Regions from separate parts of the Mus musculus genome. Here region 2 is linked to region 1. The links are chromatin loops, found by intact Hi-C in ENCODE. Cell type or tissue: left cerebral cortex. All regions are shown on one strand. Each heading gives the region's core, and the rest is flanking DNA. Links, peaks and the distances in the headings are about the cores only.

What was found. Peaks named below come from ENCODE experiments on the same cell type or tissue, not always from the same donor. Only the 100,000 strongest peaks of a DNase experiment are listed, where the experiment ranks them.
Region 2: it touches region 1 in a loop (10-fold over the local background); 3 of 42 quality-filtered maps call a loop at or near these places.

What each region holds. Positions count from the first base shown.
Region 1 is chr6:105,690,727-105,707,634 of GRCm38, reverse strand. The region is part of intron 1 of Cntn4 (contactin 4); the gene reads right to left. Among named protein-coding and RNA genes, the nearest start is that of Cntn4, 21 kb to the right of the region's middle. In left cerebral cortex, for the core only: no CTCF peak of the experiment used is centred there; no DNase peak of the experiment used is centred there.
Region 2 is chr6:106,629,845-106,646,752 of GRCm38, reverse strand. The region is part of intron 15 of Cntn4 (contactin 4); the gene reads right to left. Among named protein-coding and RNA genes, the nearest start is that of Il5ra, 110 kb to the left of the region's middle. In left cerebral cortex, for the core only: no CTCF peak of the experiment used is centred there; DNase peaks (open chromatin) are centred at 3,613 and 7,390.

The DNA of each region.
Region 1 (16,908 bases), core at 5,845-13,844:
TGCTCCATCAATGGATTTTGATATGACACAGAGGCAGAACGTGGTCACACTCATCTGCAGAAACATATTAAATATGACTTGTGTTTTAAATCAAAACAGATACACAAAGCAAAGGCAAAAACTGAGGGAGTGAGAAATCTGCATAGACACATGAGCCCAGAGGTTAGAGTGAAGGCTCAACTCTTAAGTGAATAATGCTCTTTCAAAGAACCGAAGTTGAGTTCCTAATATCTACATTAAGCAGCTCATAACTGCCTATAACTCCAACTAGAAGGAAATGACACCCTCTTCTGGCCTCCACTCAAATATACATGAGCACACACACACACACACACACACACACACACACTCACACACACATTGAAAAGGAACATTTTGGGAAAATGTGAAGACGCATATGCCCAAAATAATAAAAATAAGAATCTCAAAAGATAGACCTAGAACGGATAACTCCTTTTCTATGTCCAGTGTATCTTTATGTGCATTTTCAAAGATACCCAAATGACCTAACAACTATCAACATGTAAACAGACAAAAAAAATTCAGCATATAATGCTTCACTGTACATTCAGGACTTTGTTAAGTTAGTAAGTTTCTAGTATTGTCTCCACCAAAAGGAAGTATCAGAAAATTTCAGAGCAACTTGACCAAAGTGGCAGTTCCATGGACGTGAACATATGCCTAAGCCCATCTAAGTGCATGCAATAAGTTTGTGCATTTTTCCAAAAGTTATTAAAATGAAATGCATTTACATGCTTATAGGAAAACAGAAGGCATTTTCTATTATCCACAATGTCATCATTATGGTCTTAAGAACTTAATCAGGAGCTCAGTGGTTAAGAGCACTTGTGGTTCTTCCAGAGTAAACAGGTTGAGTTCTCAGCACGCACATTGTGACAACCAACTGTCTATAATTCCACTCCAGGTACTCCAATGTCTTCTGCTGTTTTCTGTGGGCACTGCATGTACAAAGTACATATGCTGATAAGATGCTCATACATATATGATAAAAATAAGTAAATCTCCATGATGAATGGAACTCATTCGTGTGGTTAACATGGGTGAGCAAACATTTGAGAAAGTGCATGCTATTGTTTTGAATTCCCAACAGCCTTTCTGAAATCAATCACACGGTTATAAATTTCACCTGACTCCTCCAGGCACAGCTTTGACAAGCTGTATGGCCAACCCATTTTAAATGATTATTTTGTTTAACCTTCATCCTAAATATAACTCTGGCCATAGGGAAATGCCTCCTGTTTGATCTTCAGAAATTGATAATCTAAGATTTTGTCACATGGTTTGTCTCTGCTTTGTGAAATTAAGAGGAGGTTTTTCCCCCTGAATTTTCCCTTTGACTAAGCCACATCTAAAAATTGACTAGGGCCTAGTCAAGAATTATGTTGGTTACACACCATAAAAGATTATCCTACCCTTCTACACATTTCATGTTTGTGTAGGGAAAGACCCTCAGGCCGACCCATTCTGTGATGTCAAAGCTGCAGCCTGGCAATACCCAAGGCAGCTCGAATGTGACTAGCAGTGCAGGAGAAATGCTGCAAACCTCAAGTCCTAAGACTCATCTTTTAGCCCCCAAACACAAAGTAAATTTCTAAAGGAATCTCCAGCAATAAATCATCATATGTCAGCAGCTCCTTTCAGCTAGTGTAGTGCTAGAAAACTGCAGTGTCTCAATAAATCTTGTGTCAGTTAAGAAATGTGAGGGAGGGGGCACACAGGGACATAAGGCTTTGGGTGCTGGAGTGGCAGCTATCTGAGAGCATCTTTCTAATAGAGTGGGGGTGGGGGGTGGGGGAGGGGAAAACAGTCTTGTACTCTGTAAAGGAGACTTTGGTCTAAATTGGATGGAATCTGACTACTAGGGGCCATTGTAATGCACAATGATTATCAAAACAACTCTGGTGGTCGACTGCTGAGATGTAACAGAAGTGAAGAATATCTCAGCATACTGCCACCTGTTGCAAACATTGGTACAGGGAAGGAACAGGGGAGTCTTCCAAACTGAATTTTCTCTGACAATAATTAGTTGACCGGGAGGAACATGTAAGCTCTTTCAAGTGAAATTCCATCAACTGTGATTTGAGAATAATAACCATCACCCTGAAAATTCTGGAGGAAGATTAGAAATAATGTATGCATAAGTGTTAGGCAGGGTTAGCACTCAACAAGTGAGAGCTTTCATCCATTGTTAATCCCACTGTGAGGTTCCCTGAAATGGGCTAGCTTTGCATTTTTGATACCAAGACCAAAGATGCACTTAGGTCACATTCTCTTGGCATAAATTCCAAGCAGTTTGTTCCAGCCAGCCACAGTGCAGGCTTTAGTACCCAACACCTCACAATATAAATAACATGGCCCCCACCACACAAGAAGTCATTTATATGCAAGACATTTATGACAGACAAATATTTCCTTAATCAGCTGATCTACCTGGACTCAAGGTCAGGTAGAAGCCTTTATAGAAATTACCTGTGTTAAGCTAACATAGGTACATAGGAGCTCACAGAGACTGAACTGACAACCAAGGAGCCTGCATAGGACTGAAATAGGTCTTCTGCATATATGTTACTGTGTGTAGCTTGGTCTTCTTATGAGCCTCCTATCAGTGGGAACAGGGGCTTTTACTGGTGTTTGGACCATTTCCTCATACTGGATTGCCTTGTCCAGCCTTAATACAAGGGGAGGTGTCTAGTCATACTGAAACTTCAAATGCCATGTTTGGTTGATATCCATGGGTGGCCTGCCCTTATCTGAAGAGAAAGTGAATTGGAATGGATGGAGGATCAGAGAAGAGGTGGCAGGGAGGGGTGGGAGGAGAGGAAGGGGGTAATCTGTGTGTTTGGGAGGTAATAACAGATAATAATAATTAATAATAATAATTTAAAATTACCAGTAATGATGGATCAATTAATGAATTTCTGCTAGACACTAAAGTTTTAGCACAGAAGCTCAAAAGTGATGGCACTGTCTTAAAGCTATCAATTTCAATGTTGTAACAACCTAGAGATTACTATAAGGCTAAGAATGCAACATATTTAGAATCTTATGATGCAACTTAGACTACTTTTGAATCCACTCTGTAGCCCAGGCTGGCCTCTTTCTTAAACCTTCCTCCCTTATTCTCCTTAATTTAAAGGTTACAATCATAGGATACCATGAATGCTTTAAAGGGCATTCCTTTTGAATAAGAATCCCAGCCACTCTTTATAGAATGCATTTTATGCAGTCATAGCTATCCTTGACAATAGAATCGAAAATAGCAAAGGAGTCCCACATTCATCTCCACCATAAAACACTTCTCTCCTCGAGAGTGCCTATGAAATTTATAATTATCTTTATTTTAAATTGTAATTGTGTGATTCTCTTCTTAGTATGCCATACCAGATTCTAAACTCCATAATAATAAATTCTGTCTGACTTTTTTTGCTACTCACTGGACTGAATTTCAGTCATAGTGTTTAGCAGTATGTGGTAATTGCAGGTTAAGTAGAAAATGAAAGAAATTTTATAAGACTTGCTAATATTTTTCTAAATTATCTCATCTGATCTAAAAGTCAAAGCAGTGCATATTTACGAAAATGTCTTTCAATAAAGGCCTGAGTAGACACAAAGATGATTAGCAAGAATCTAGCATTATAGATTTTCTATAAGAAAATAACTAGTCTGAAAACACTGGGGAAGCAAGAGTTAGCTTGGTATAGGCTAACATAGACTGAAATCCAAGACTTTAGAAGAAGAACAGATACTGGATATTCATACTTGTTTTTTCTCTTCTGGAGTTGGGGATCTTACTATAGTATATAATATAGTATAGACTGGCTTTAAACTTGAGAACCTCTGTCTCAGCCTCCAAGGCATAAGGATTATCAATATTCAACCATTATTCCTAACCTGTATTTCTATAACTGAAGTATTTTAACAAACAAATATCCACATATCATAAGCATCTTTATTAAAAAATAGCAACATAGCTAGTGTGAGAAAGGATCAGAAAAGAGGAAAGAAATTAATCAGTTTTTATCAGGGAACTTTTATACTATTAAAAAGCACACTCCAAGGCATATAACCTTAAAGGAGATGGTTTAAAAATAAGAATTATAAGGTCGTAAAGAAATGGCAAATTCAGACTTGAAGTAAGTTCGTGAAATTAATTGAGATCACATACCTAACTCATTCATTAGAAGCACACTTTTTTCTTTTTTAATTATATGATAATCACCTTAACTCCTCAACAGTGTTGATGGAAGTTGAACACTTGAATTCTTCCAATTGAGAAATGGACACTGCCTACATACACACTTGATATCTCCTTATACTCTTATGCAAACACATTCTACACCAACTGTTTTCACAGTTCCAGGAATGGAGGACTGAAGATCTTGTAGCATATAACTCATTACACTTGAAATAATACATTTACCACATCCAGGGATGTTCTGAACTGCAGCTTCTATATGATATAGATGAAAGGAAGAAGAGAGGGAGCAAAGGGTAGAAGGAAACATGGAATGAAGGAAGGAGGAGTGAGAGGTGGGTGGAAGGAGAGAGACAGTCATTTATTGAAATCCATGGCCACTGAGTTTAGGTCATCAAGTGTTTTGCAATCTAGAAATGTCCTCCCCTCCTAGGAGGATCTTCTCAGTTAGTAATATTCAAATGGAGATTTAAGATGTATGGGCAAGCATAGATGAGTAATATATAATCTGTAGTCATGATAGTCATATTCATCCTGAAAACACATTCACATCTAAATGATTCATGATATTATTTGAGTAATATCAGTGCTAAGAACATTCTTTAAATAATTAGTGAAAAAGAAAACTCCTCTCTTTAAAATAATGATCTCACATTGCAGTACTGAATACCACCCTCATGTTTCCAGATTTATTTCTCTGCCATCGTTCCATTCAAAGTCCTCTTCCCTTGAGCTCATAGACTTCTAAATCAATGGCTTCTCTGTATTTTTAAAGATGTTTTATTTTGTGAGTTTTGAATATGTTCGCCTGCATGTATGTATGCATAACATACATAATATCTAGTGCCTGCAGAAGTCACAAGAATGGACTTGGATCCCCTGGAGCTAGAGTAGTTATGAATGGTTGTATGCTGGTAACCCAACCTGGGGCCACTGCAGGAGCAGCCAATGCTCTTCACTGCTGAATCATCTCTGCAGCTTGGACCTCACTGCTTATACAAGAAAACTGCAATGAGCTTCCCAGTCCTGCTGGCACTTGCCCCATGCCTCTTTCTTCCAGTTGTTTTCTTGAACTTCCTGGTCTGGTTATCATGTGTCTCATTTCCTATTAATTTCGAGGTCTCAAAACTCACATTCACCAAGGAGCTGTCATTGACTGTGATTTCTACAGGACATCCTGATCACTTGAGTCTCCTTTCATCCTCTGGAGTCTTACCCTTTTATAAATTATATTTATTAATTTTAAATGGTTTATTTTTGCTATCCCTATGAGGTTGTAATCTTCATGGCATCACGTTCTTCTGCCCATTAGATTTAGGTTGGTCCTGGCACATTGTAGCACTTGCAAACTATAGGTTAACTGTACTTTTTAGAAGAGTCCACTGACATTTTTCTAAAACTTTTCATTTAAACTACAAAGACAAAGACAGACTTGGAAAGCTAGAATACCACAATTTACCAAGGACAATAGAACAGCCAATTTTAGTTTTGAAATGCATATGTTCTTATGTCTTGCATATAGCACTAGAGAAATTGCTTTATATCTTGATAAATATTACCAGTACTGAGGTAGTAAAATTTGGTACCATCTTAAACTCAATGGTCTGTAAAGGTCTAATGAAAGATTTGTTGGCAAGGCTATCTGAATAAAATTATTTACAATCAAAATCAGTAACCTGTTCAACAAGCGAGAAGAATGAATGGTATTCCATACAAAGATTCCCTGAACAAAAACTATATACATATTTATTTGCATATATACATGCATACATATGTGTGTATATATATATATATATGTATATTACTTGTAACCCTCTCTGTATATCAAAGCTATTTAGGAGTAAATTTAGGTAATCAAGTAAAATACATTAATAAATATGCAATGTATGATTTACATGTACAGGCAACTAATTCATGGTACATTTAAAATCTATTTACACACACATTTCCCATATACAGGGAAGAAGGGAGGCATCACTGGATTCATGTGATAGTTGGGGACTAGGAAATATAATATGTACAGGACAAGGGTGAATGCAGGTAATCAAAGAGAATGTTAAAGTGCAGGTGGCAAGCAGAAGCAGGATTCTGGCAGACTCTCTCCCTTAGGGATGCATGTCCTTTGCCTGAAGGCTCTCTGCTGACTGAGTGAGGCCCACATATATGAAGAGACATGATAAAAAAGTGTGATGACTTAAATGCTAATCTCAGCTTCTTCCAGATATCTGACTGAATATCCGGACAACATGACTTGGCCAAGATGACATGTGAAATGAGCCATCACACCCATTCCCTATGATGTCAACAATACTTTACTCAGTTTATCTTCTCAGGCAAGATGAAAAGACATGCAACTGAAAACTCTTCCTAAATGTCATAAAATGCAAAGGCATGTACTTTTAAAAATGAAACATCATCTTCTGAGTAACTAATAAGTATTCATTTGGATTCACACATAAATTGTCTCTACTGTGCTTTATTGCCATAGTGAAATTTACTTGTGTTTAAATTTGTGGTCAAGAGTAACAACAAACCCCAACAAATCTATCAGACTCAAAATTTCAAAATTTTCAAAAAAATGAATTTTGAGCATTCAAATTAAACCACATTAATGAAAAAACATAGAGTCTAATTTACATGTACAAATTATTAATTTATAACACTCCCTCAAACACTCTTTTTAGAACAATGTTTGGTTGCAAAAATACTTAAATGGCTCCTAACATTTGTATTCCTACGCAAACTCTTAATCGCGTTCTCACGCCCGGCCAGGAAGAACACAACAGACCAGAATCTTCTGCGGCAAAACTTTATTGCTTACATCTTCAGGAGCTAGGAGCGCAAACCCCCAGCCCCAAAAGCGAAAGCCACCCCTATCTTACATCTTTAGGAGCCAGAGCTCCGGCGCGCCAAAGCGCAGAGCGCGCTCTATTGTTTACATCTTTAGGAGCAAGCGAGCAGGCGCCAGAGCCAGAGAGAGAAAAGAGAGAGAATGGCGGAAACCCCGTCCCCTTTAAGGAGGAGTTATCCTTCGCTTAGGACGCATCACTCCCTGATTGGCTGCAGCCCATGGCCGAGCTGACGTTCACGGGAAAGGCAGAGTACAAGTAGTGGTAAAATACCCTTGGCACATGCGCAGATTATTTGTTTACCACTTAGAACACAGGATGTCAGCGCCATCTTGTGACGGCGAATGTGGGGGCGGCTCCCAACATCTCCCCCTTTCCTTTTAATAAGAGCAAATAGGCCACCCATATTAATGAGAGTGGAGATAGAGGTCAAATCCCCAGTGTGTAGGTAAAGGAGCCGTACACATAACCTCCTCCCAGGCTCATCACCCAGAGGGGTCCTGGTCTGGTCCCGTGTTGTTTTTCCTGGGGGAAGGACACTTGAACACTCAACCTTCTTGAAAGATGACATGTCTCCCTAGAATAGGCTCATTTTATGCCGCAGAGCCCTTCTATTGCAGTGCTTAGCCGTGCAACTCTCTCGGGCTGCTGAAGCACACTCACTCTATCCCGTGCAATGAGACTAGCCTCATGGGATATAAGAGCTGAGTGGCCAGCGACCTATTGCCTAAGCATAGATATATCAGGGGAAGCTCCATGTTCTAGTCCTGCAAGCGCCTGGGCAATAACCACCTTGTCTCTCCTAGTTTGGGCCTTAAGCTTACAGACCAATCAAAGAAGCAACACTAATCCACAGCAAAGTGTATCTCCAAATAATATCAATCCCACCCATTCTTTAAAGAAGGAAAATGCTGAGGAGATCCAATTGGGTAATCCTTTGCTCAGGGACAGGTCCAAGCGCGTGGAGTTGACCTGAAGTCTCAATTCCTGAAGGATCTGTTCAAATTCAGCCGTCCAATTCTGTAACATATACTGAAAAAGACTTTTTGACAAATTAGCTGCCCTAGTAAATTTAACATACTGAATGGAAGTAACACACAATCCCGGAAACTTTTGTTTACACCCCAGCTGAGCTATTTGCCATAATACATCTAGTTGTATCTGGACAAGATCTATGAGTTAAAAGACAACTTGAGGACAAGAACAGAGAACCTGAAGTTCCCCTTTATAATCCTGATCTACAACTCCAGGGTGGACAATAAGACCTTGTAGGCTGCAAGAGCCTGCCTCTGTCATTATTGTCCAGTGGCTTCACCTGCTCGGGAGAGCGCCTTCCAGGCCCTAATAGCCTTTTCATCTGATTCAGAACTACTAAGAACTGGCTTCTCTAATTGATCTTTTTTCTTTTCTTTTTTCTTCTCCTTCCTTCTAATCTCTCCCCAGGTATTCTTACCTGACCTAAACTTTTCCTCGGGTTCAAGACCCTTGGAAAGGCCTGTATACTTATTTTGTGTACCATATTTTCTCTTTGCTCCTACTCTCTCTCCCCGCTTTACTTCTGATAGATTGCCCTGAATTTCATCCAGAATTTTCAGCCCTATCTTAATCACCTGATAACATGTGAAAAGGAACAAAAGGGCTCCTAACACTAGAAAAAATTCAAGGCCAAACATTTTCCACTTTACTTCTGATAGACTGTCTTGAATTTCCTTAGAAAGTTCAAGGCCAGGCTTACTTCGTAAAGCTGTACTCACTGGTACTCTCGTTCCCCAGCTGAAAAGTTCTGAATTCATGCAGTTGAATCCTTCTTAACAGTCTGCTTTACGGGAACCTTTATTACCGCGACCCGCAGTTCTGGTTCTGGAATGAGGGATCTTCCTTGTGCCGGTCCCGAGTTTTCTTGTATTTTTTCGTCCCGGATTTTTTCTCGTCCCGGGTTTCGGCACCAATTCTTAATCGCGTTCTCACGCCCGGCCAGGAAGAACACAACAGACCAGAATCTTCTGCGGCAAAACTTTATTGCTTACATCTTCAGGAGCTAGGAGCGCAAACCCCCAGCCCCAAAAGCGAAAGCCACCCCTATCTTACATCTTTAGGAGCCAGAGCTCCGGCGCGCCAAAGCGCAGAGCGCGCTCTATTGTTTACATCTTTAGGAGCAAGCGAGCAGGCGCCAGAGCCAGAGAGAGAAAAGAGAGAGAATGGTGGAAACCCCGTCCCCTTTAAGGAGGAGTTATCCTTCGCTTAGGACGCATCACTCCCTGATTGGCTGCAGCCCATGGCCGAGCTGACGTTCACGGGAAAGGCAGAGTACAAGTAGTGGTAAAATACCCTTGGCACATGCACAGATTATTTGTTTACCACTTAGAACACAGGATGTCAGCGCCATCTTGTGACGGCGAATGTGGGGGCGGCTCCCAACATCAAACCACTTAAATTTATGAAACATCATCTTTCTTGCAGTAAAATGCAATTTTGCAAGCAATGCACACCTAAAGAATCAGTTTGGTCATTCACTGATAATTTATTTGTTCTGTCTCCATCAGAAGCCCAAGGAGCTTTAGGTCACAAGAAGGCAAGTGACTCTGTGTCTTTGGCTTTTCAGTTGCTCAAGAGCTAGATACCATCACTACATCTGCTGTAGAGGATCACTGAACTATTAACTTGGAACTCTGAAGTCATTTAGTGACTTGCCAAATGCACTCCAGTTAATGCTACTTGCTACAAATAAATGATGTTCACTTAGAGATGTATTCTCTGAGTGTGTCTTTCAAAGCTTTGTGAGCTCAGAACTTTGCTTGTAATATGACAATATTAAAAGGAAGAGAGACCTGTTAGAACCTTTTCGAAGAACCAATCACTTTTGGGTCAGATTTAAAGCCCGCTCCATAAAATGGGACCAATAAATGACCTTTTTAATGAGGCCAAGAACCTTGGGCTAGATAAGTCATTGGCCTTAAGAAAAAACTAATACCTATTATTGGTCCTCTAAATGAACACAGCAATTCTACAACTCCTTGTAATGTAATTTGATGCCCAGGGATCAGTGAATCACTCAGCCATCAGCAGAGAAGCTGCTTTTGCAATAGATTGTCATTAACAAGGAAAGCCACAACTGGATAATGTGGAAAATATGAAAGACTTTGGAGTATTCAGCCTTAAATAGGATGACTGTATCAATCACACCCCTCCTCTCAAGACTCAGTAATCTATGCCAAAGAAGAGGGAGAAAAGATGCTAAGAGCCAGGGTTAGTATGCAACCTCATGGAAAACAGTGGCTCTCAGACATGACAAGGCTGAAGCCCACATGAACTCACAGAGACTATAATAGCTCACAGAACACATCCACAAGCTCAGTCCAGACAAATTCCAAGCACTGAGAAGCGGAACTAGGCACACATTTCTACCCCTAGCCAAGAAGTTTTATATAATTGATAGCTACTGGGAGAGGGAAGGTTAATTTTCCTCATAGGTGTAAACTATATCAACTATACTCTAAGCAGGCTCTGTACACAGAAGTACTGAGTCAACATAAATCAGATTCTGTGATTTTATGTGGGTGGTGTTGCTGTCATTATTGTTTCTGTATTTTCTTTATTTTAAGAAAGAGAAAGAATAAAGAATTGGGTATGGAGGGACAGGGGTGATGTGGAAGGAGATGAAGAAGCAGAAAGTATATGATCTAAATATATTGTGTAAAAAAAAGTGGATTGGGAAATGTTACATGGGCACTTCCTTTATAAAGGATTACACAGTTTCTGCATACTCCAATTTTTGTGAGAGGGACTTGTTATACCAGAGGATTACTAGTTGTGGAATCTGTATAGTTTTCTGGCTGACTGGAAATCTCTTCACATCATTTTGATCATTTAGGTGCCGTGGTTAAAGAGGCCCTCACCTCTCCAGTACCATGTTCTTGTATTTAGTTTTGCTTGGTTTTTGTTTTAAAATAAATATTTCACTACACAAAATGGGCTATCCTCAAACTCCAGCCTTGTCCTCCTGGACCTAGAGATTGCAGATATACACCACCAGTCCAGGTTCAATGCATTTTTTATTAGGAAGTGAACAGTCTCTGCCATTTTATAAAAACAAAAAATGGACTAAGGCCTAAAATATAAACTTTTGTGTTATTTTACACAGAATGCTTTTAACATTGGTACTTTTTCTAAACAGAAGAGTAATTTGTATATATTTAGGTAGGTATGATAATTCAGAATACTGTCTAACAAATTCATAATATGTGCAAATATTTATTACTATCACTTGCTGAAAGTAAAATGAGAAATGCCTGGGTAACATGAAACACATCAAAAGCTCAATTTTCCAAATATTTCAAAGAAGATTCCAGTAGATCTAGGATCATAGACCTAACTACACTAATATATAACATACTCAAAAGCAATAAAATAAAATACTCCCACACCCAGAATCCATCCTTGCCTGAATATACGTAGATGAGGTCATTGTAATGTGTTACTGGAGCTGAGAGCTACACATTGACCTTTAGTAGACAGTTTCTGTCTTGGATATGGTGGGAAATAGGGGAAAGAGAGTGCGGCTTATTAAAGTTCTAGCAATGAGTTTCATACTACTTCTAGTAAGTTTGAAAAATCCTAATATAGGAAATTTTGTTTAAAATCAATATTTTCTAAAACTTGTTTCTGGTAAGAATTTTTTAACGTCCTATTTATAGCTCCAGCTCCCAAACCTGGCTGCACATCAGACTCACAGGCACAGCTTATTTAAGATGCAGTCGCCTGAAGCTCTTCCCCAGGGACTGGCTTCTGTACCCATGGAGTGGGGCTGTAAGGCTTCATTTTCTTCTAAAGCTGCCAGCGTTTTCTGAGGACAGTGGTTTGTTGCAATTACCCAAGAGAGTTTATATCTAGTCCTGAAAGCAGGACGCCCTCTTTCACTTCCAGGATAAGGACAAGAGAAGGGATTTTATGTCCAACATGCTTCCTCCGATGACTTGCTTTCCAAGTTCTGTAAGAGCCTAGTTAGACTGGGAACCTGCACTATCTGGATATCATGGAACAAGTCAAACTTATACTAGGGAAGGCATAAACTACCTTGGAGAAATATTTAAATCTCACTGCAGAAAAACTAGAGCTCTTGGCACTAGGGATTATCCACTACAAGTTTTCAGACTACCCACATGCACACACAAACACACACACACACACACACACACACACACACACACACACACAAACACAATGACTCTTCTTTACTGCTGTAACAGTCTGTAGAAACATTAGCAGAAAAGTATGTAATAGCTAGACAACAGCAACTTTCAGCTTTCATTTTAGGAAATATCAGAAGTCACTGGGTGATGTACATTATTTGGAAAGGAAATAAGTGTGTTCGAAACAGCAACTTGGATGCCATTGCTATGAAATATGTTAAAGCTTCCTTTGAATGAAACCATACCATAACCCTCACATCTGGAAGCCATAAGATGGGAAAGGCAAATACACACCAAGGCTTTGGGTTCTTTTTCTCCATCCTGCTAAGCCCTCGGATGTGAATACTCACTGAAACTGTAGAAATGCTGGACCAAGGCAAGGGGTTTCCTTGTTTCTTGGAAGACTACATGGCAACCAATGACAGACACTGCAAAGATAATCTGTCTGCCTATGGCATGGAACCAGGAAATCAAAAGATAAGATAAACAAGGTCATCTGTGAGCCATTCCAGTCAACTCTGGGAGATACACAAAAGAAAAGTTTTATCAGAAAAGCTACAAGAAGCCGATGGCATAAAAGAAAATCTAGTCTGCAGTGGCAAATATCCCAGGGTAGTGTCACCAGGGTAGCACCACAAGGAACAAGAAACCCAAGGGTTTTCAGGTCTGCACTATTAAGCTAGATTTTAAGTGTCTAAAAATCCTAAATTGCAATCCTGCAACTCTGGCATCTGTTATAGATAACCTTCTTATCAACTGACTACATTTGGAATTAACTAAAACCTTAAGGGTCTAGGCACACCTATGAAATATTTTTAGTTAATCAGACGATTTGAGGTAGGAAGACCCACCTTAACTGAGGCCTATTTGAGGTCAGAAGGTGTACCCTACATCTAGGTCATACCTTCCTGTAACAGCTTATATAAGGGGCAAAGAAGAAAGAAACTTGTACTCTTTGCCTGCTTGTCCTTGTTCACGACTCACTGACATTAAAGCCTACTTCTTCAGGATTATGACATAAATTCAAAACAAGTCAAGACATACAGACACACACACACACACACACACACACACACACACACACACATTAAAAACACTTACAGTAAGATGACTATTGGTTCATTTCCCAGTGGGAGGGTGGGATTAGAATTTATTATCCAACCAGACTGAAAATAATGAAAGGGATTTTACTGCTAAGAAAGGCAATTTGTTTCTGTGACTATATGTACATGTATATGTGTATGCATTTTCATATGTATATACATATCCATATGTATATATATATGTATATATATATATGTATGTACAGATATTTGCATGTGTGTGTATCTGCATGTTTGTGTAAAACAAATACCAAAGGCTGTTATTGAAAATGTTATCAAACAGTATTGGCTCCTTTTTAAGACTGTCTAAGAACAGCAAATGGTATTAGGATAGAAAGTTGTCTCAGTCAAAGGAGAAAAACAGAATCAGGTCAGAAATTAGATAATATAGCAGGTGGCACTGAATAGCTTATGAGGATCTCAGTTATAAAAAAAAAATCTCTTAAAATGGGAGTGTGGTGTTACATTCAAGGTAACAGTGTTGCAAACATAAAATGACAAGATATTTCTTTACAATATAAAAGCATTTTATTATTTTGTGAGATTCTTTTTCATTACAAATATAATAACATTAGTTATTTGCTTCTTTTCTTACTTCTCTAATTTATCCTCGAACTCTTTGTAAATTCTTATGTATATTGAATGTATATATGAAATATATTTAACAGCTATAAATATTTTATACATAAATGCAATTGTACTTTTGGAGCTAATTAGCTCTTATCTTACATAATTAACCCATGGCTGAATTGGAAATAAGAACTAATCAAAGGTCTGTCAGTCACAAATTTCGAAGCGCAGAGACTAGAGATGCCAATACCTACATTCTCCCCCACCTACCATTCAGATATGCAAATGAATTCACACAGAACTTACAAATTTCACAATGTCATGTTTCCCAACCTGTTTAAAATTTCATAAAAGCTTTCTAAGGAATATAGAATATTACCAATGTTCATAACATCCCCTGGTTTTTCTCATATGATGAAGGTTGTTTTAGCAGTTCTATGAGATTCCACAGTCCTTCTCCAGTCTATGCCCAATGCTAAGAGCAGATTTCATATTTTAGTCAGTGAAATAATGTGATAAAAGACTGATGTCATCCCACAAAAGCCTAGGATCCACTCATACTTCTCTCCCGTCGACACATAGGGTTCCATTCTATGGACATTATATTCACGTCCTTTCATAAGTGCTCCTCACAAACAGGATGACAGCGCCATCCCTCTTCACTTAGCTGCATTATCAACTCTCTACAACTTCTAAGCAACAGCCCCATATACTATATCATGCTACCATCTGAGTTTTCTTTTCTTTAGAACCAACGAACTCCCTGAAAAAAAAAGAAAGAAAGAAAAAGAAAAGAAAAGAAAAAGAAACACGATATATGCCAGAAGACTATCTTTTAAAATAGCCATATAGTAACTCACTAAAGGCTGATCCATCACTCTGATGGATAAGGTGGTAGGTGGAATACTCAGAGTTTCTGACCTTCTAGGATAAATGGGTTGATATTACTCTACCACCAAGGGAATGAAACAGAAAGTTATGAAAACATGCTCCCACTGAATGACAAAGCTACTTTCCAGTGTGATTACATTTCCTGAGTACTGGTTACTCGTTATCCCTTTTATGCTATGTTCTTCCCTCAGTTTTTAGGTAGGAGTGTTGAGACAGGGTCTCACTCTGTAGCCCAAACTAGTGGTGAATTTTCATTGCTTCAGCCTCTCTTTCAAAAGGCATATGCCACTCTGTGGGCATATATTTGAAAATTACACACAAATGTGCACACACACACACACATCTAAAAGTGCTTATTCTCTGATTATCCTTTGGTTAACCTCTATGATATTTATTTTCAATTATATAACTTTGGGTTTACTATACAATTAATTATATGAATATGTACTTGACATCATTTAATCCTAGTAGCAGGAAGCTGGTCAGTTAATAATGTGATATATATCCCTGCCTATACATTCTTTATTCTTTATCCAGATCTCATGATAAAATGAAGATTTTTAACACAACAGATCTAGAGTGAAGAACAAACTTTGAGTAAACACCCATTTATGGACCACAATGCCACCTAGATGACAGACAAATATCGTATGTAAATAAGCGTCTCTTCTAAATTATACAGTTTACTGTCACTGTAAATTCGTGTTCTTTATCAATAAGATATAGAGTATGTAGCATGAATGACCAACAGCAAGCTCAAACTGCCACTATTGTTGGGCAATTCATTATATTTCTTTCACCTGTTTTAATTAGTTAACCTCATAATTCACAACAATTGGGGGGATAAAAATTCATACCTGGTAAATTGTCCAAAGAGAAGTTATTAAAATCTCAATTACTACAGAAGCATAGTTAGGTGGATTTTTAACTTCTGTTCCATTGAATGGGTATACTTTGGGACATTCTAAGTGCTAAGATATAGAAATAGTAATATATGGAAATGTTGAAATAGTAATATATGGATATTCCAGAGTGAGATAATATGGCACATACCAAAAGAAAATATTTAAGAGAGAATGGAAAATGGTAAATAAATTCTCATCGTATGCCTTGAAAAAAGAAATATATAACAGTAATTAAGACAACCAAGAGAGGTGGTTAAATTATGAACTATAAACAATTGGTAATAAACATATCCTTGAATTCCATAAAATAGTTGCTAAATTTACATACAAACATCAATACAAACTTACTAAAAATGTGTCACTCTTCAAAGGCCATAAAAATACATAAGATAAAAATAATACTTTTAGCCTGGTGTGGTGGTGCATGCCTTTAATCCCAGCACTTGGGAGGCAGAGACAGAGGCAGGCAGATTTCTGAGTTCGAGGCCAGCCTGGTCTACAGAGTGAGTTCTAGGACAGCCAGGGCTAGACAGAGAAATCCTGTCTCAAAAAAACCCAAATAATAATAATAATAATAATAATAATAATGATGATGATGATGATGATGATATTTTTGTCTTCAAATATGTAAAACTCATTTGCAGCATGTACATTAATAATAAACCAGTGGATTTTTAACGTCCTTTCCATTGAATGGGTATACTTTGGGACATTCTAAGTACTAAGATGTAGAAATAGTAATATATTGAGGATCCTGGGAATAATCTTGACCACTAGTACTTGGGCATGAATGAACAGAAGTCAGCAGTCAGGGAAATTTCTGTTTACAATGCTAGAGCTTGGATTCTATATGATATAAAAACTGCCTATAGGTCTAACAAGTAATTAAGATTCCAGAGTGAGTTAATATGGCACATACCAAAAGAAAATATTTAAAATAGAATGGAAAATGGTAACTAAATTCTCATTGTATGCCGTGAAAAAAAGAAATATATATATATATATATATATATATATATATCAGTAATTAAGACAAGCAAGAGAGGTGGTTAAATTATGAACTATAAACAATTGGTGATAAATGTATCCTTGAATTCAGTAAAATAGTTGCTAAATTTACATACAAACATCAATACAAACTTACTAAAAATGTTTCACTCTTCAAAGGCCATAAAAATACATAAG
Region 2 (16,908 bases), core at 2,835-10,834, 940 kb before region 1:
GAATTTTCCGGGTTCCAATGTGGAGCAGAGAGTGTTTACTTACTACAAGAATAGAATTGTTTGAAGGACACCCCAACACAGTTGGTTGTCTCTAAAGTCTTGGCTCAACTATTGTGATCAAGTTGTTTGTTTTTAAGAAGAAGTTATAACTTGTCTGAAAATCATTCATACTCGTACACCCACTTACTCTTACTCTTGTATGCCACCAGGGAAAGCACACCTCTTGCTTTTAGAATTGCACAGTGTTGGAGTCATGGGGTCTCTCTGCTGGGATGTCTTTCTAAATGCAAAGAATTTTCTGAAGGTCTACAAGCCTCTATGATCAATAAGAATACTCTTTTTAAATCAGACTAGCAAGTAAGTAACTAGGAATGGGGTGGAGAATTGGCTAAATATATCACCTCGGTTTGACATTTTCTTTTCCAAGCTTTCTTCATGGTTTAAAAGAAATGACAATCTAAAAGGATATTCAAAAATGCTTCTCAATGACAAATTAAATAAAAGAACATCTTTAAGTTAAAGTATAATTAGAACCACTCCATGACATCCCTTCGATTGTGATGGAACATTAAAAAAAAAGATTCATACACATTTACATCAAGTAATGATTAGATATTTTTTTCTGTTGAGGAAGGAGGAATTATAAGTGTGTTTCTTTCACTTACAACACATCAGTAATTCCCCCATGAGTCACTGGGCAAAAGGGTTCCCAAAGAGTCTCATTAATCTCAATAAAATAGAGTGGTTCACATCATAAGCAACACAAAAATAAGGCACTGTGAGCTCTTTGCTGATTAAAGAAATACAGTCTTGGTTGGGGGGGGGCATTTACTGCATCTCATGCTACAAAATAAGAGAGCATTTTGCTAGACTCCACAAGAAATGGCACAGATTTCTTGAGACAATAACAATGAATTTGAAGACAAAGCTTTTGGCTTGCCTACAAGCAAAATAACACTTGAGCACCCATGCTCATTCACACCCAGGCTTCACTGTAAAAGAAGGATGACATCTCAGACAGTAGATGGTGCTACAGCCTCGCAGAATGAGTCCACAGCACTTAGTTAGATCTGTTTAACCTGCTCCTGTCAGCAATTTTCTGCATGTTTTCAGTTTCTTGAGTTTAAGGTCTCCGGGAAAGAGATGGTAACGCTTCCATTCAAAAGCACACGTCAGTGTGTCCTTATAGATAGGGGAAGAGGACAGTAAGAAACTCACAGAGCTTAAGATGGAGGCTATTAATTCCTTGGTGGGCATTATTAGCTGGCTTCCCTTTATTTGGCATGGTAAGATTGATTTCTAAAGCTTTCTGTTATACAGAATCCTGACCAAACCCACATACCCCCAGCAGTCAGGTCCACTCTAGCTAGCTTATCTTGGGGGCTTGTCTGTAATTCCAGTTAATCCTATTCTGGGATCTTATAAAAAGAAATCAACTATTAACAACTTCTCAACTCCTGGCGATAGCTAGAATGCCTCGTTGGGATGCATGCTGGACAAGACATCATCATGAATTGAGCTAATGAGACTCTTCTTCCTGTTGTGTTCTCTGCTTCAGAGAGGACTCTGTAAGCTTTCTAGAAACTTGATGGAGAATGAAAATCAGTAGTTTTCTCATTTAAGGGTCTGTTAGTGTTCTAAATTTTGAGAAGATATCAATTGTTGGAAAATGCTCTTGTAAGCCTGGGCAAGTCTCTGGAGTAGGGTTGAGGGTCACTGCACAAGAGTATACTTGTCTACACCAGAAGAAGGGGAAGTTTTCTTTTCATTGAGAATTACTGACCCAAAAAGAAAAGAAAATCAATGGAAGGTCAGAGCAGTACAAAGCAACTTAATTCAGTTTATTTTCAGAGTGATGTTACAACTTTCCATGTTTTTAAAACTAGGTGGAGGAGACATAAAGATCTGAAGGTATGTCAAACATTTAAAATTTCCAGTAGAAGATGGCAGGGTATAAAAGGGGGTGCAAAGATGATCAAAGTGCATTATGTTGATACTTCAATCAAAATGGTGCCTGAAATTTAAGTCAGAGTTCAGCCTTGACCCAAATCTCATAGGTTCCAAATCTATATTTAAGTCACTTATAAAGACATATGGCCTTTGCTATTATTACAAACAAAACACTCCAATTCCATGCTATTGCTGTCTGGAAATACTGAATAGAGGTAGAAAAAAGAAGATAGACTACATTATCAAGAGTTATTAAAGGGCAGAAGAAGACATAGCTACATCACTAGGTCTTTATTAACTGAAAACATAATTTTCTCATTTTAGAAACATGCTAGTTACTTAAATTCAAACAGGTTACCTTTGAAAGTTCATAAGTATGACTGTATACATATGTGTGTATGCCTTTAAATATGTGCATTTATTGATACATCTTAGTTGAAAGGCAATTGCATACTGAAATTTCCCACTAGAACTCAACAGCTTATCATTGGTAGAAAAGACAGTAAGGGCAAAACCACAGCTGAAATTCTAACAAACATGTACACGTTATTTGTCTAATTGATGTCAAGTCCCTGGTGTCAAGTCCCTGGATGGATCCCCTAGGCTGCATTGAAAAAAAAAAGTGAAGAAGATTTTGCCAATTTGCAACATTTTCTGATAAATTATTACTCACAAAAATGTAGGTAAGAAAACCCAATTCACTCTTTAGATCATTCATAATCCGTTTATCATGCAGGCCTGATATGCAAGGTGTATGGATCTACTTACACATTGCTCTGTAATTTATAAAACACTTCCATTTATCTTCTGCAAGAAAAATAATCTTTTGTTTTGTTACCATACTAGGACCAGCTCTTTTTTATAACTCCAGTGGGATTAATTCATTCGAGGCTACAAGGTACCACAGGAACCAATAGAACACTTTACCATGGTGGAGACTCCCAGATAACACATGGAGAGTGAGATATCCTTTACTGGAAACAAGGTCATAGCTCATTCACACATGGTAGCTGGTGGTTAGAATTCAGGAGGCAAATATATATATTAAAGAATCAGTTGGGGTTGATGACAGCTTTTCTAAAAGTGTCATCACAAAGAACTTTATTAAACTCATAGCCTGGTGTCTAAGACTCCAGTTGTCAACTCTGGGCACATAGCAATGGTGCATCAATCACCAAATTAGAAGTCATTTGGCATCTGTGATCTGCAGTTTTCAAGGTGATGGCATTTGGCCTTGTAGGGGGACTATGGAATTTTTATGAATCATTGTGCGGATCAACGGATTTTTGATATGCTTCATAAACCCTGTTACATGGTGTGAGATACACATGATAGTATTAGTGCTGGTACCAAAGATTTGCCTGGGAAGAAAAGGAAACAGTTGTTTTGAGAGTTAGAAGAGGGTGACATCTAAGGAAAAGAGCTCTGTCATAAGTCATTGTTCCAAGGGAGCTGCTGGCTGCTTAGTAAGAGCCAGGAAAGATGACAAAGTAATTTCTGGTTCAAGCATGAATGCTCAAGTATAGGAGTTTATGTGCAATTGCCAGATGCTTCAAGCTAGCCGCTAAATCCAAAGACACTTCATGCGCCAGCAACATTCTGGCATTTCAAGCCAGAGGGCTGCATAAATGTACATTCCAACAGGAAGAGATGTCATGGGAAAATTACTCAAAAGAAGTAACTGAGAAACTGATGAGAAAGGCTATGGACTCGAAAAGAATCTAAACCACTGGCAAGAGAAGGAAGTAAAATCTGAGTGCAGACTGGGACTAGACAGATGGCTCAGTAGCAACAGCTCTTGCTCTGCATCAGTGAGGATCAGAGTTTGATTTCTTTATCATATAAAAGTTGGGTGGGATGAGAGCCTTCTTGTAACCCTAGAGGTTTGAGGCACAGATGGGATCTTGGAGCAAGCTGGCTGGCAAGACTAGTCAATCAGTGAGCTCTGGGTTCAGTGAAAATTCTGCCTCAGTAAATAAAGAGGAAGGTGATGGATGATGTCATCCAATGTCAACATTTGACCTCTGCATGCACACCCACATACATGTACCATGTGTTACATGAACATGCATACACACACATACATGTATACAACTCATGCAAAAGGATAAAAAGAAAGCATGAGAACATTTTAAAAGATGGTGGTTAAAAGGAATAACCCTGCTGTTTATTTTTTCCTAGGATCATTCACCCCAGGGCAGGAAGAGGTCACATTCATTTATGACTTATTGGAAACACGATAATCTTTTGTCTCTGAGCAGAATCTCTAATGTGTGCATTCAAAACAAATTGCTAAATTGCTAAGTGTTCCTTTATTACCCCTGGCAAGAGTTAAAGCTGCAGGGTATATTTCAAGATGCTCAGGAAATGTGTACACTAAATAGTTTTCTTTTTTGTTGTGTGGTTATCTGGTAGATCATTTCCATGAAAAGAAAGACAAAAAAAAAAAATGAGCAGGTAGATTTATTCCTGATGTCTAGCTCCCATTGGCTGGAGTTACAATTGTTCGGTTCTTAGTCAAAGTCATAGTAAAGGCCATCACAAGCTTCATATATGTCATCACAGTTGTCTACATCAGCATACATACGTCATGTGTTTATCCTGTGCCACAATCTCTACCACATGACTGAACCCAAGACCTCACTAAACTATGACCATTATGAGGGTAGGGAACATGCCTCTATCATTCAGTATATACTACATTCATAGTACACAGTGGCTGGCCTAACAGGTATCTGGATATCCAAAATGAACAGGACTGGTGAATGGCCAGTAGGTAAAGAGCTCATCATGTAAGCAAAAGGACATGGGTTTGAAGCTCCAGAATGTGTTCACATACACCTGTGATTTCAACACTCCTATGGATACAGGAGAGACAGACAGAAGATGATACCTGGAAGGCAACAATCCTGGACTAGGTGGTAGTGATAATGAGATCCCTGCTTCAAACAAGGTGAAAAGCAATACCCAATACTGTTCTCTCTGAGCCCTATGTGGACATATGCATGCATGCACTCACACACATATACACATACACGTATCACACACAGAGACATCACACATTCCATCACACACACACACACACACACACACACACACACACACACACACACACACACACAGGATGGAAACAGAAGATGGGCAAACACAAGGCAGTAGTTTTACTTTCCAGTCTGTGAAATAGATTTCAGTATCATCACCATTTCCAACAGGCCACACAACTAATTAGAACAAGGAAACAGGTACTGGTTCCCACCTCTGGTTGACTCCACAGGCCCGTAAGTTACTGATTTCTATTTCAATATGACTACAGTTCACTGCTCACTTTAATTTGCTGTGAAAGAGGCACTTGGGTGGCTGCCAATGCACAGGTATAAATGAGCTCTGCCTAATTCTCTTTCGACTCTGAAAGATTGTGACATGATGTGTTGGAACAAGAGATGCTCTTTTCTGGAGTCAAGACATAAGAAGATAGAGGAAGAGATGGGAACCTGACTGTGTTCAAAGTGATGTGGAAAGAAAACATCCAAAAGCAAAAGCATACGGAGTCATTCCAGGAAGGCAGGAAAGGACCATAGACTTACGTCCCCAAATACAGTAACAACTTGACAGGGGCCAAAACAAGTGCCTCTAAGATAATATATGTTAGAAAATTAGATCACTTAGATGGCGGTTTAGGGATTAGAGGTGAAAGCCTTGGACAATATAAGCAGAATTCCCAAATTTTAGTTCACTTACCATGTTGACCATAGGGAAGTTAAATATTTTCTTTGTACAGCAGTTTCCCTGAATTTAATTGAAATAGCAATACATCTTTCATAATTTGAGAACTGATGGATACATTTATGAAACATGTTGAGAATAATACTTGCTGCATAATAAGCACTCGGTATGTGCTAGCTTGTTTTTATTCATTGAGACTTTCATAATGCATGTAACGTACTTTGACCAAGTTCACCCCCTTATTCTCTTCCCTTCCATTCCTCCCTTGTCCTCCCTACCATTTCCCCTCACAACTTCATATGCTCTTAAAAAAAATCCCTTGAGTCTATTTAGTGCTGCCAATCTATGTATTCCCATTGGACCGTCTACTGGGGGGTGTTGTAGAGACTATCCAGGGCTGCATCACTGAAGAAAGCTAACTCTCCCTTTTTGAGAAATCATCAATTGTTAATAGATTTTCATTGAGGAGAAGAAATTCATGAGTCCCTCACTTATTCATGCAGGTCTTGTGCATTCATTCATAGCCACTGTGGGTTCATGTGTGCAATAACCCTGGCATGAAGGGAAAACATATTTTCTTTCCCTTTTTTTTTGTTTTACTTTAAATGTAATCATCTACTATCTCTGACTCTTACCATGCTTCTCCCTTTCTTCTAAGAGGCTCTCTGAGTCTCAGGGAGAGGGAGTGATATATATATATATATATATATATATATATATATATATATATATATATATATATATATATTAAGTACACCAAATTTCAGATATAGGGTGCATCTACAAGCACACAATGATGAGAGAGGAGAGCAAATCCAATTTAGTAAGAGAGGAAAAATATGCCTATATAAGTCTCCTGAAAAGTACTATGGACTTGTAATTAAGTCCACTTCAACTTCACAAGAAAACTAAAGAAGAAATTGAATTGACAGCTACTAGCATTGATAACAAGTGCTCAGAAAATTTTGCTCCTAGTGAATGAACCATGAAGAAATTATCATTGTACAAGAAGATTTCTTTGCCAGGACAATGTAGGAGCACTTTGACAAACAGTACAGGTGCCTCCATGCTCATTTGCCAGGGCAACACACCAAGAAGAAAGACAATCCCAGAATGATATCAAGTCAAAGGATTATTATGCTTGTTGAATCCACATTTCAGACTTTCATTAGCTCTCTGGACATCATCAGATGCTGTGAAAATGCTGAAGACAGGACAATATGACCCTGAACTGAGAAGATTAATAACCGGTGAATAACTAAACCAGCTCACTGATCATTTGCTATGCTGATTTCTACAGCGATCCTAATGGATTATTTGAGTAGTTTATTGGGCATAGCCCAAAATAGACTTTATTGAGGGACTTAATTGAGTGACATATTTGGCTTTGCAGCACAGAATCTTTTCAAATCTTTATTTTTCTTTTCTTGTTTTCTGTTTTATAATCCGCCAGAATTGCTCAAGGACCAAAGGCTGCTTTGGGGAACATTAGCATGAACTCCTACATGCACTGTAAGACTGATCATCACACAGGAGCCACCTGAGGCATGTTGCTGATCTTGGTACAATGATTAGATGCCTGAGAGCAGGTGGTGAGGTAGCAATCTGCAGGTGGGCAATCCATTCTTCAATAGCAGTCAGAAGACTTCAAGAATGTTCCAGCACAGGCATGTATTTACATAATGCTAAGCACAGATTTATAATTCTCATCATGTTAGTGGTGAGTGACACTCAGCTCCATCTGCTTCTTTTCCTAGCTCAGCTCATGCACTCAGTAGTTATATAGATAACCTAAAACCATAAGGCCTGAAAAATTAAAACTGCAGGCAAGCCACAGGAAGCGTCATTTCAGAGGGACTTTCTTATCCATGCTCTTCAGAAATGACCCAGATTAGGGCAGGAGGAGGGTATAGGGGACTTTCAGGATAACATTTGAAATGTAGATGAAGAAAATATCTAATAAAAATATTTTTAAAAGAGGAAGTACAAAAAATGAAGAGATAACTAGACAGTGGTAGCTTCTCCCATGTGGACAATATTAAAGGGTGTTAAAGGCTTAAAAAAAAAAAGAAATAACCCAGAGTAATTTATGCATTTGGAAGATTTTATAAGGATAGAATAATAACAAAGGAATAAAAATAATTACAAGGAATATGTGTAAGCACTTCTTTCCATGTTATCTTGTTCCCTCTTTCTATTAGCTCTATTAGGGAGTCATTTAACACTTCCTTAAATAGTAATAAAGGTGGTTTTTTTTTTTTTTTAAAGTCATAAGTCTAGAAGGCTGAAAGAATGATTGAAAGGCATTCTTAATAAAATTGGGGATGTGGAGAAGCAATTAGATGACTAATGAACAAGAATCCTTGAATCTTAAGCTGACAGTGGGGACAGGCAGGCTGGAAAGAAGTCCAGCTTTATTCGGCATCCTACAAAGATCCCCAAAGTGGTTTGGTAGAATGGTAGCAGCAGAGCTCTGATTGGCTGGATAGTGTTAGAAGCAGCTGGGCCTGCAAAATCCACACGATTCCACATAGCCTTGTAACTAGCACTACCCAGACCTGAAATATGCTTAGATTTTACTTTCTAAGTAGTTAATATGCAAGAGGTTCTCTGAGCCAGAGGATAGCATCTCAAATTAATGGTAGTAGACATATAGAAACTGTCCCTATAACTGAATGCTGAGATTCCTTGTCTCTTGCTCAATCTGATTTCCAAAGGGACTTCTGCCCTCCAAAGAGGAGGAAGACAGGCAGTATTTCCAAGAAGCAATCAGTCAAAGAGAGAAACTATAAAAATTCTGATGAGGCTGAAGACCTTTCCAAGGAAATGATTTAATCACATTGAACTCATATACAATAAACTTTTCTCCACAGGTCATATATTAATGAACAGGAATGTCTTTAGGTTGTCTCCACAACAACTGGAATTTGGAGGACAATGGAACAACAGCTCCAAAATGCAGAGGCAAATTTGCTTCTACTCTAGAATTCTAGTTCCAGATAAACTGTTATCCAGTACGAGAGAAAAGGCAAGAAACTTCAAGAGAAGCAAATTAACATTTCAGAAAAGCATTACAAGATATACTTAAAGAAATGAAGAAATAAATCAGGGGGAGAAGAAGAATGAGAAGAAAGATTCTTCTGGAACGAAGAAGGAAGAAGGAAGAAAGAGGAGGAGGAAAAGGAGGAGGAGGAGGAGAAGGAGGAGGAGGAAGAGGAGGAGGAGGAGGAGGAGGAGGAGGAGGAGGAGGAAAAGGATATTTATAGTTTCCAGGAGGATGGTAAAGTAACAACCTGAAATGATGGACTAGTTGTATTTTCTGTTGCTGTGATAAAATACCCCAACCAATAGTATCTTAAAGGAAAAAGTGTTTATTTTGACTCATAATTCCAGGTTACAGTCTACTGCAGTAGTGAAATTAAAGTTTCAGGGTCTTAAAGCAGCTAGACATATAGTATTCTAGTGAAAGGCAGAGAGTAGAGTACATGCCTGCCCGCCCGCCCACCGGCCTGCCTGCCTGCCTGCCTGCTTGTTTGTATGCACTCAGCTTGCTTTCTCCACTTTTATAGAGTTCAGAGGTCTCCCACCCCCTGCCCAAGATATGGTGACACCCATAGTGGGCTGGCACTTTCCATACCAATTAACTAATTTATACAGTCTTCCAGACATGGTACGAGACCAACTCAATAGAAACAATTCCTTAGAACATACAAAGATAATAAAGGCCTAGGCCTTTATCCAGGTGCCCCCTACTACAAGTTTGTTTTGCTGGGCAGTGGTGGCGCACCCCTTTAATGCCAGCACTTGGGAGGCAGAGGCAGGCAGATTTCTGAGTTTGAGGTCAGCCTGGTCTACAGAGTGAGTTCCAGGACAGCCAGGGCTACACAGAGAAACCCTGTCTCGAAAAACCAATAAACAATTTAAAGAAAAAAAAAATAGAAAGAAAAAAAGAAATAATTCCTTATTGTTACTTCCCTTTCAGGTGACTCTACGTCAAATTGACCTTAAAGCTAACCAATACAGCAACACTTTATAGTATATATCTAATCATTTTTAAATGCTCAAAAGAACTTCTGAGCAGGCTGTGGTGCCACACACCTGTTATTCCTGTAACTCAGACACTGTGATAGAGTGGACTGTGACCTGCAGGCTGGCAAGATCTTGTCTTAGAAACAAAACAAGAGTTTGAGGAGATGGCATGTTGGCACTCACATAGATTCCACTACCAGAACACAGACACAGACGCACACAGATGCACACAGACACACAGACACACAGACACACAGACACACACACACACACACACACACACACACAGAGACACAGACACACACAGTCACACACAGACACACACAGACACACAGACACACACACACACACACACACACACTGTGATGGTTTTTATATGCTGGTCTCAGGGAGTGGCACTATTAGGAGGTGTAGCCTTGTTGGAGTAGGTGTGTCACTGTTGGTGTGTGCTTTAAGACCCCTCATCCTAGCTGCCTGGAAGCTAGTCTTTTCCTAGCAGCCTTCAGATGAAGTTGTAGAATTCCCAGTTCCTCCTACACCATGTTTGTCTGGATGCTGCCATGATTCCACCTTACTAATAATGGACTGAACCTCTGAACCTATAAGCCAGCTCCAATTAAATATTTTCCTTATAAGAGTTTCCTTGGTCATGGTGTCTGTTCACAGCAGTGAAATCCCAACTAAGACACATGCCAAGCAAATACATAATGCAACAAGACCAAGCAAACAAAACCCTATTTTGGAAAATTGTTCAAAACCTTGAGATTTGACCTAGTAATGCTAATGTTTAGAAAACTAACCACCACAGACATGCTGGAAAAGGCAGAATGAACGAATGAGAGAAGATTGTTTAGTCCCAGGGAGCTCTGGGGTACAGGTTAGACCATATTGTTCCTCCTCTAGAGCTGCAAACCCGTTCTGCTCTTTGGGTACTTTGTCTAGCTCCTTCATTGGGGACCCTGTGCTCTGTCCGATGGATGACTGTGAGTATCCACTTCTGTATTTGCCAGGCACTGGCAGAGCCTCACAGAAGACAGCTATATCAGGCCCCTGTCAGCAAAATCTTGTTGTCATTTGCAATAGTATCTGGGTTTGGCGGTTGTTTATAGGATAGATCCCCAGATGGGGCAGTCTCTGGATGGTCCTTCCTTCAGTATCTGCTCCGAACTTTCTCTCTGTAACTCCTTCCATGAGTATTTTGTTCCTCCTTCTAAGAAGGATCGAAGTATCCACACTTTGGTCTTCTTTCTTCTTGAGTTTCATGTGTTTTACAAATTGTATCTTCGGTATTCTGAGCTTCTGGGCTAATATCCACTTATCAGTGAATGCATACCATGTGTGTTCTTTTGTGATTGGTTTACCTCACTCAAGACGATAACCTTCAGATCCATCCATTTCTTAAATCCATTGTTTTTAATAGCTGAGTAGTACTCCATTGAGTAAATGTACCACATTTTCTGTATCCATTCCTCTGTTGCAGGACATCTGGGTTCTTTCCAGCTCAGAGAGTTTACACAATTAAGTAGCAAAGAAGAGATTTAATCTATCTGCAGGCATTCTCCCTGTGTGTGGATGTATGTATGCATGCATGTGTGTCATGTATGTGTGAACAGGCCATTAGGAATCACCCACATTCTATTTTCTGACATGGGTCTCTCATTAACTTGGAGCTTTCTAAGTGAGGCTAATCAGCCAGTAAAGTAAGCCTTGGGATGTTTTGTTTGTTTTATTATATATATATATATATATATATATATATATATATATAATCATGTTAAAGAATTTGGAGCAGTTTGTGATGATACACACTTGTAAAATCAGCACTCAAGCACCGTGAAAGACTGACTGTGTGGGTGTGTTGGTGTGTATGTATGTGTGTGTGCTTGTTGTATGTATATGTGTTGGTGTGTGTGGACATGTGTGCTGGTGTATATATGAATAAACACCTATAATTCCTAACGTGTTTCTGTTGGCTTCCCCAGAGCTGGGATTTTTAAGGGCATGCTACTAGACCTGACTTTTCATGTGCTTACTGGGTTTGAACTCAGGGCCTCATATTTGTTCCCCAAGCCCTTCACCAACTGAGCAATCAATCTCCTCAGCCTTCTGTAGACTCTCAAGAAGCGTAAAGCGAGCCGGCTCTGAAAGTCTGAGTGGCCTTAGGAGGGAAAGACCTCTCCTTTCTTCAAAACAAAAGGGAACTGTACAGATTTACGAGGCAGGACATAGTAAGTCAGTGTACAAAGTCAAGGCATGATGAATGATCAAATCACTGCAGGTAACATTTCTTAACCAGTTTTTCCAAAAAAGAGAAAAACCCACCCTTTCATTAACTTAAAGTAAGTGTACATATTTATATGTGGTAATGTGATAATCTGATATATGTAAACAGCTGTGGAGATAAGATTGGATAATTAACATTCCATTATTTCTTTATTCGGGGGCGTCTTTTTTTTTATCATGCTTTATAAATAACCAGAAGACCTGTTATTTTGTAGTGTCTTTGTGTCTAATTATGTTGCACTGTCTGGTGCTGCCCTGTAGACAGCAGGTGGGTATTGCTCTTACTTTACAAAGACCAAATCTGAAGCTTAGAGAGGAAGGTGGTGAAATTTTTTTCTGGGGAGGAGCCAAAGCCCATCATAAGAAGCCCTAAACACTGTATTTTAGGCTTCTTCGTCATGTTTAAGGACCCGAGAATGTTGTCAACCTTTATAAGAGATTCTCCTAGCTGCTCAAGGTAAGTCTGGCTTCTATGCCTTGTTGTTATCGTGTCTCAGAAACAGCTGGCCTGACTGGCTTGCTTTCTTTGGCAGCCCTGTGCCAGATCAAGTGCCATCATCATTCTGGGTTCTGCTGCCTGGTGCTCACATAGGGGAAAGGCCTCTTGTGCCTTCAGAGGTTTAGATAGGACATCTTAACACTGTTCCTGAATAGGGGCTTAGGAACTGCTGAAAACTGTCCAAACTTCATGTCCAAACTCCTTCCTGAGAATTAACACCTCACGTCCTCTGATAGAAACCATTGTTTCTCACATGAGAACATACATTCCCTACATGGCTGAATAGTGTGCTGAGCTTAATTTGCATACCAAATAGTTCTTCAGTGAGGCCCTACAAAAGGAGTCCATCTCAGGAACACCACTACCCGAAGCTTCCCAATTTCTCAACTTTGGGTAGACATGAATTCTTCTTTCCCGAGGGCAGACCTGGTTTATCTCTGCTGTCCTAGTGTGTCCACTCTGTATATTCTTATTTTAATAAAAAGGCTATTGGACACCCTCATGATACTGTACTATTTGTTCTTTTGCTGCTATATGGTGAGATACTTAGGGCTTAGGCTAGGACTCTCTTCTACACACGCTACGATATGAACTGCCAGGCCACTGCTGCATAAGAAAGATAGGTAAAGGATTTTTTTTAAAATCTGTATTCTTTCTTTATTGAGAAAACAACAGGCATTTTATTAACCTAATGAGTTCTGCATACTGCCTTAAAATAAAAGCAAGATCATTTCCTAGGTACATTAAATGAAACCAAGTTATTTGACAAATGACAGGACAGTCTGGGTCAGACATTACAGTTAACCGCAGGCAGAGCCAGGTGACACCTTTTGTAGACTACTGATTAAAATGAGCTGATATCCATCTTTCTGAGAGAAAAATAAGTCTCTGGTATTACAGAAGGGATGGTAGTCTTACACAGAAGGTTAATCAGACACATAGAAATTATATCTGCACCTTGATGAATTTACAAGTCACTCAGAGATCAATCACATACTGAAGCTGCCCACATTACAGTCCTGCATAGCAGGAAGGACTCAGAGTAGGTGGATACTGGTTTGTAAGAGAACTAGTAAAAAGCACACCACACTGCAGGCTGGAACAGTTCTTCCTGCTGAGTTCATTGATTTGTGGCTGTCATAATACTTGCATGGCTGTAAACAACATAAATACAAGAGGTATCTATATAATGATGGTATACTTTGGCCAGAGAAGGGAATGATTAATCTCTCAGATCTCCAGGCTGAGACAAAAAACATTGATGGATCCTGGTGCATTGTTTCGAGAAGTGTACCAATACACAAAGGCATGCACTTTAAGATATTCTTCCTTGGTAACTAGCAGAAGAAGCCATGGAGCCCCGGATAAAAAGAATACATGTACAATGACGGGTACTTGCTTAGGCACTAAGAGCTATTCAGTATTTTATACGCAGAATTCTAACTGAACAAATCTCCCATTTTATAGACGAGATTACTAAAACTCCTAATGATTAGTTTGTCTCATATAACAGATCTACTAAGAATAGTAGCTTTGAAATTTAAAACCAAGCCTGTCTCATATCAAGATTCATGTTCCTTTGGCTATGCTCCATTGAAGACTTCTCTGCTCTTATTCCTGATCATGGAGACCAGATGAGGGTATCAGATGGTCTGAGAATAGAGCTGATTGGGAGCCACCTCATATGATAGCTGGGAACCAAATTTAGGTCCTCTGAAAGAAAAGCAAGTGCTCTTACCAGTCATGCTATCTCTCTAGACATCCAATCATGCAATTTTTGTTGTCATTGGAGTTTTTTTTTTTTTTATAAATTGTTTTGTTTTCAAAACATGGTTTCACTCTGTAGCTCTGACTGTCCTGTAACTCTCTGTGTAGACCAGGTTGGCCTTGAATTAACAAAGATCCACCTGCCTCTACCTCCTAAGTGCTAGGATTAAAGGTGTGCACCACTATACCTAGCATGTAATCATGCATTTAAAAAGATGTCATATTTATTTTTCAAGTGTGTGTAAGTATGCATGTTCAATTGTGTGGGTATACGTGCATATTGGTATACGTGTGTGTGTGTGTGTGTGTGTGTGTGTTTACATAAACCAGAGGTTTATGTCTGGAAGAAAGGCTTTTATGATACATATATTTTACCCAGAAGGGTCTAGGTATATTCAACACTCAAGACAAGATTGAAGGAGATTCAAAGACTCTCAGGAACCCCTCCTAGATTTTGAAGGGGTGACCTTCACTGTGTCTCCAAATGCCAGACAGGCTTCATCCAGCCACACTATAATGTCACAACACAGAATCCTGAATCAAAACGCCTGCCCTGAAGAACTACAGCAGTGGAATGCCACTCTAATGGGTATAGAAGGCTTTATGTGTATTTCCAAGCATGCAGTGGCATAGACAAATGTTTAGAGGATGTGGCTATTTGGTCAGCTGCTGGAGTCCTGAATTGATGAGCTGTGAGCAGAGAAAAAAGATGGAATAACTATTTGTGTTGGGAGACTGTATTGAATAAGATCAGCATGTCATCAAACACTGGAATTTGATGCAGTGTGGCAATTTGATCCCCTTGCAGACAGACTAGTGGGTAAAACTGCCCACACTGTTTAAATTGTGATTTTTCTCCTTTCCTTTCAGAGATCATAATGTGAATTCATTTGAAATAAATGTTCCCATCATGCAACTCTCTTGCACATGAGAGGTCTCATCCAATTTTTCACCAGGAAACTGAGTGATACTTCCAGGTAGATGTGCTGGTTTTTGTAGACTTACAAAGAAACTTGAAAGGAGAATGTGTTGACGGTTCATTCTTATGATTTCATAGAAATTTACGAGACTTTAACTCTCCTTGTTAAAGGCTTTTCATTTTTGAGATGAGAAAGCTGTAGTCTGGAAGATACACCCTAACCAGTTCACACTATAGGTCACTGAAAGATCCTGGGCCAAGTACAGTGGGTCTCAGTTCTTTCTGATCTGCTATGATTATTTCGATATTCGAATAGTTTCAAGAAGTTGTGTTAGAAGTTGAGGAGACAGGCCAGTCAGTAGAGTACTTGCCTTGAAAGTACAAGGACCTGACTTCAACACACACCCCCTCCCAGAACACATATGAGAAGGAGCTAGGCGTGGTCATGCCTACATATAATCCCAGGCCTCAGACGGCAGAGCCAGGTGGGACTCGCTGACCAGCCAATCAAACCGACTTAGTGAGTCTCATGTCTGTTTAAAAAATGAATCAAGGAGGATGACAATAGAGAAAAGATACCTGATCCTGTCCTCTGGCCTCTACATACACATGCCTGTGTGTACCTACCCAGGCTCACACATACATTCACACACCTACACAGAAGGGAAAGAAAGCCATACCTTTCTAAGGTTTTATTCATGACCTAGCACGGCATCTTCTGTTTTATTGCTTCTCTTCCCTGCTAAAGCTGAACTGTACGCTTCCCCAGATGGCAGTCTACAAAGGTAAGTTAGCCAAGAGGTAGAGTTTCTGTGTCTATAATTTACAGGCTTTCCTCACTTTGTTCAGGAACTTCTCTGCAGAAGATGGTTTACTAATGATTTCAGCTGGGAAATGACACCTTGATTTTCTGAAGCTGAGGCTTCACACAAACTGTGTCATTCAAGCACACTACTCCATCAGAAATATTCATCAAAATGAGAAAATGGGTTCATGGGTATCTTGCGACCATAATTTCAATACCACTAATCTACAATGTCCCTGTTGCTTTGACGGTTGACAGTATCCCCAGTCAGCAGAAGGCAAAGCCCTTTCTAAAGACAAGACTAATTTATTTCCTGGTGAGAGGTGACAACCTGCCTCCATTTGCTTCAGATTCCTCAGAGATAATGACTTGTGTTTTCTTGTCCCAATTAACCAGAGACTGCTCCTGGGAAGCCCATATCCATGCAGATAACTGAGTTCCTTTCCTCCTGATAACCTCTAGTTATAGACACTGGAGAGAAATGCAGATTCAGTGTGGCACCATAAATTCAAAGAATTGAAACATCCACTTCTCCAGTTTTCTCACATCCTTAACATAGATTTACCTAATAATTTAATAACTGGAAATAAGCAAAGGAACACAGTTAATTATGATTGGCATCTGCCTATTTGCATGACTTACATTCAACCGGTTCTAAGCCTAGAGATTTGAACAGGCTATTATTCACTGGACCCCACAAAGCCCCAATACATGGTTAAACATAAAAGATATTTTTAATGGAGACTATTTTAGAATATGTTACTTAAGAGAATATCACTCTATATTATAGAACAAGGTTTTCTTAACCCATAATGCATTGTTGATAATGGCTAAATTGATGCTAGCAGGGAGGAGGAAAGAGTTCCATAAGAGTCTGCAATAAGAAAACAAAGTCGATGATTTCTCAGGGGCTAGGAAAACTTGATGGCAAAG